2 separate regions of the Homo sapiens genome follow, and region 2 is linked to region 1. A link is an interaction called in ENCODE POLR2A ChIA-PET data of the cell type or tissue named here. Cell type or tissue: PC-9. All regions are shown on one strand. Region 1 overlaps MICU1 (mitochondrial calcium uptake 1). Region 2 overlaps MICU1 (mitochondrial calcium uptake 1).

The links. ChIA-PET counts read pairs that join two places held together with the same protein. Peaks named below come from ENCODE experiments on the same cell type or tissue, not always from the same donor. Only the 100,000 strongest peaks of a DNase experiment are listed, where the experiment ranks them.
Region 2: POLR2A ChIA-PET joins it to region 1 with 16 read pairs; 4 of 35 experiments call an interaction of 5 or more read pairs at or near these places.

What each region holds. Positions count from the first base shown.
Region 1 is chr10:72,448,722-72,451,221 of GRCh38, forward strand. All of the region lies in intron 8 of MICU1 (mitochondrial calcium uptake 1), which reads right to left. Among named protein-coding and RNA genes, the nearest start is that of DNAJB12, 95 kb to the left of the region's middle. In PC-9, no CTCF peak of the experiment used is centred here; a DNase peak (open chromatin) is centred at 1,440.
Region 2 is chr10:72,382,031-72,384,530 of GRCh38, forward strand. The region is part of intron 10 of MICU1 (mitochondrial calcium uptake 1); the gene reads right to left. Among named protein-coding and RNA genes, the nearest start is that of DNAJB12, 28 kb to the left of the region's middle. In PC-9, no CTCF peak of the experiment used is centred here; no DNase peak of the experiment used is centred here.

The sequences.
Region 1 (2,500 bases):
CACACTGTATCACTGTCATTCTCCTTTCATAAAGGAAAAAAAAAGAAAATATTTTCCCCCTTAAGAACAGGAAAACCATGAAGTCCTTTAATGATAACAATTGTAAAAAACAGCCAGGGAGAAAATTTGCAAGATTTCTTTTACAGTGCTGTAACCTATTGGTTAATTATAAGTTTAGCTGTCCCTTGCTAGACAATTAAGCTTTGTTTGTTCGTTTTGTTTTGGTTGTTTTAGATAGGGTCTCACTCCGTCACCCAGGCTGGAGTGCAGTGGTGTTATCATGGCTCACGTAGCCTCGACCTCCTGGGCTCAAGCGATCTTCCTGCCTCAGCCTCCAGGGAGCTGGGACTACAGGCATTTGCCACCATGACCAGCTAATTTAAAAAATTTTTTAATCTGGGCATGGTGACTCATACCTGAAATCCCAGCACTTTGGGAGGCTGAGGCGGGCAGATCACATGAGGTCAGGAGTTTGAGACCAGTGTGGCCAACATGGTGAAACCCTGTCTCTACCAAAAATACAAAAATTAGCAAGGCATGGTGGCAGGTGCCTGTAATCCCAGCCACTCAGGAGGCTGAGGTACAATAATTGCTTGAACCCAGGAGGCAGAGGCTGCACTGAGCTTAGATTGCACCACTGCACTCCGGCCTGGGTGACAGAGCAAGACTCTGTCTCAAAAAAAAAAATTTTTTTTTGGTAAAGACAGGGTCTCACTATGTTGCCCAGGCTGGTCTTGACCTCCTAGGCTGAAGCAATCCTCCCACCTTGGCCTCCCAAAGTGTTGGGATTAAAGGCATGAGCCACTGCACCTGGTAAGTTTCTTAGAGTACCACAGACAGACCATTAAGTCAGGTTATGTTTTAAATCCTGCAGCAGTAAAGCGTTTTTTTATTTTTTTCTTTCTGGTCATCAAGTTAATTAAGGTTTTCTTTAGTTTTTTTTTAAAAGCAACTTAAGAAACATAAACGATACTTCTCAATTTTGTGGTACTTTTTCATTTTTAAAATAGCTAATGAGGAATGTTTCATGCTTAAGTATATTGGTCTATCTCTAGATCGAACTTCACATTTACAAACATGGCTTTTAGGAGTTCCCACATATGTTTGGGAAGTGGAGTGGGCAAAATCCTGGAGAAGACAGAATTGTTGAAAGCGGGGCTGATACCCCAGAATGTGCCTAATATACTAGACCATAGATGCCACAGAGAGCTGGAGAGGGAGTGGGCATCAACATGTATGTGTACTTTGCCAGGCTTTCGTCCACATCTGATATTTACTAATTCAACACTATTTCCTGAAAATCTGGTTTGTGTTCTGTCTCTGGGAAGCACTAAGGAAATAATGGCGGGCCCAACACTCTCGTGAAAGTTCTCAGGGAGTGTTTGCAGAGAGACAGGTATTTAACAAACAATGAAATGACTATGTAATTAAGTGATTTGAAAAAAAAGTACAGAGTCCTTTGGAAATGTGTAACAAAAATGTGATCTAATTTGGGGTGGAGAGGTGGTGAAGCAGGAAAAGATATGAGTGAGGTTTAAGTGAGCTCTGAGCGATAAAAACAAGGTAACTAGGTGAAGGAGAAGGAAGAGAGCTCCAGGGAAATCAATAGTGGTGCAAAGGCTCTTAGTTAAGAGTGATTGATGAGATGAATCACGTAGTTAGGCGGCAACTGAAGTAGCCCAAGCAAAAGACAAGAATGGTGGTGGAGACAGAGACAGGTGGTCAGATGAGATGATGTTTCTGACAGTGATTGTGCGAATGGAGGTGACTGAAGGTATCAGTGCCAAACAGGTTCTTTTCTGCTTCATACACATTCCGGGGAACTAACTCTAACAACTTGCAAAGCCTGTGGTTGCATGGCTTTCTCACTGCTAATCTTAAATCTTTACTAAAACAAAGTCAGATCATGCTTTGTTTCTGCCTTGCAGGTCTTTCTCTTGCTGGTGCTAGCAGAATATTCTCATGTTTGAAATTATACTTCCTTAAATCTTTATTTTTTTAATTCTTTTTTTTTTTTTTTTGAGATGGGATCTCACTCTCTCATCCAGGCTGGAGTGCAATGGTGCAATCTCAGCTCACTGCAACCGCCACCACTCGGGTTCAAGCGATTCTCCCGCTTCAGCCTCCCAAGTAGCTGGGATTACAGCTGTGCACCACCACATCTGGCTAATTTTTGTAGAGATGGGATTTCACCATGTTGGCCAGGCTGGTCTTGAACTCCTGACCTCAGGTGATCTGCCTGCCTTGGCCTCCCAAAGTGCTGGGATTACAGGCGTGAGCTACTGCGCCCAGTCCCTTAAATCTTTTTTTTTTTTTTTTTTTGAGACAGAGTCTTGCTCTGTTGCCAGACTGGAATACAGTGTCATGATCTCAGCTCACTGCAACCTCCGCCTTTCTGGTTCAAGTGATTCTCCTGCCTCAGCCTCCCAAGTAGCTGGGATTATGGGCATGTGCCACCATGCCCAGCTAATTTTTGTATTTTTAGTAGAAATGGGGTTTC
Region 2 (2,500 bases), 67 kb before region 1:
AGACAGATATCAGATATATTAATACACACATATGGGAAATAATGGAATAGTGTGTATTTGGTACGAGTTACATTTTGGATCTGAATTCTTTTTTTTTTTTGAGACAGTCTTGCTCTGTCGCCCAGGCTGGAGTGCAGTGGTGCGATCTCGGCTCATTGCAACCTCGCCTCCCGGGTTTAAGTGATTCTCCTGCCTCAGCCTCCCTAGTAGCTGGGATTACAGGTGCCTGCCACCACGTCCGGCTAATTTTTTTTTTTTTTTAGTAGAGACAGGGTTTCGCCATGTTGGCTAGGCTGGTCTCGAACTCCTGACCTCAGGTGATCCACCCGCCTTGACCTCCCAAAGTGCTGGGATTACAGGCATGAGCCACCGCGCCTGGCCTGTATCTGAATTCTAAGGGAGAAAAGAGACCAACTGCGCATGTATGGTAGTGAGTGATGTGGGTTGGGGGTTTCTGTTTGAATACAGTATTAAAAGCAGGAAGGAGTGCTAAGGCCTGATTAGAGAGTTAGAACAGAAGGTGCAGGGGGTGAGTACATTAGGAGAAATCTTACAGAGGACTAGTCAAGTCTCCTTGCAAGAAAGTCTTTAAAACAGGCCAAGTGTGGTGGCTCACGCCTGTAATCCCAGCACTTTATGAGGCCAAGGCAGGCAGATCACCCGAGCTTAGGAATTCAAGACCAGACTGGCCAACATGGCGAAACCCCGTCTCTACTAAAAATACAAAAATTAGCCAGGCGTGGTGGCACATGCCTGTAATCCCAGCTACTCAGGAGGCTGAGGCAAGGGAATCACTTGAACCCGGGAGGCGGAGGCTGCAGTGAGCCAAGATCACGCCACTGCACTCCAGCCTGGGCGACAGAGCAAGCCTCCGTCCAATAGTAACTTGCTTTTCCCTCTCACATTGTTTAAATATTCATTCTGTTAGCTTTATTTTAAAAGTTGTTTTTAATTAGGACAGGTGCAGTGGCTCATGCTTATAATCCTAGTGGTTTGGGAGGCCAAGAATGAGACCAGCCTGGGCAATAGAGGAAGACCTCATCTCTACGAAAAATTTTAAAAAACATTAGTTGGGCACGATGGTGCGCTCCTGCAGTCCTAGCTACTTGGGAAACTGAGGTGGGAGGATTACCTGAGCCCAGGAGTTCAAGTCTGCAGTGAGCTATGACTGCACAACTGTACTCCAACCTAGGCAACAGAGCAAGACCCTGTCTCAAAAAAAAAAAAAAAAAGATGTTTTTGATTCGCTAATATAGTCATCTGCTTCAAAATTTGAATGGTACAAAAGGGGTGAAGTCTCTCTCCCAACCTTATACCCCAGTCACCCAGTCATTCAGAGACAATCAATGTCACTAGTTTCCCCAGAAATATTTTGTAGATATAAAATCAAATATGTACTCTTCGCTTCTTCCCTTTTCCCACAAAATGGTGGTGTACTAAATATTGTTTTGCTTTACTCACTTAACAACATATCTTAGAAATAATTCCAGATGGACATGAGCAGCTTCCTTCAATAGCTGCATAGTATTCCACTGACAGGATGGATCATAATTTCCTTGTTTATTTAACCAGTTCCTTATTTATTCTTATCTCAATCTTGAGAAGAAGGTACCTTTTCCCCTTCTCTTTAAAAAATTATTTCCTTTGTGGTCTGTGGGGGTCAGCTATAACAGAGTCTGAATCTCTGATGGCTAAACTGAGAGTAACTGATATATTTAAATTCAGTTTGTTGAAATTAAAGACTAAATAGTCACCTTTACAAGTGTCTTTTTTGTTTGTTTTTTTGAGACAGGGTCTTGGTTCTGTTGCTCAGGCTAGAGTGCTGTGGCAAGATCATGGCTCACTGCAACCTCTGCCTCCTGGGCTCCTGATTCTCCCGCCTCAGCCTCCCTAGTAACTGGGACTACAGGTGTGGATTACCACACCTGGCTAGGTTTTGCATTTTTAAACAATTTTATTAAAAAAAAATTTTTTTTTAATTGAGACAGGGTCTTGCTCTGTTGCTCAGGCTGGAGTGCAGTAGTGAGGGCACAGCTCACCACAGCCTCAACATCCTGGGCTCAAATGATCCTCCCGCCTCAGCCTCGGAAGTAGCTAGGACTACAGGCTCGCGCCACCATGCCTGGCTAATTTTTGTATTTTTTTGTAGAGATGGGGTTTCACCATGTTGCCCAGGCTGGTCTTGAACTCCTGGGCTCAAGCGAACCACCCACCTTGGCCTCCCAAAGTGCTGGGATTATAGGCTATGAGCCACTGGGCCCAGCCACAGTGTCTTATTAAACCTTCCGAGGCTTCTCAAGGTAGTAAACCTTGAAACCCCCAAAGAAGCAATGCTTATAATAAATACTCCCTCTACACTTTCCCGATATTGATGTAATTCTAGTAATCATTCTTTTTCTGATCTTTTTCTCAGTGGGATGTAATGTTGGCTGATTTTGTCTTTCCTTATCTATTTATGTGGATGCTTTAACAGTTTATCCTACCCCCATCTCTTCTCTTT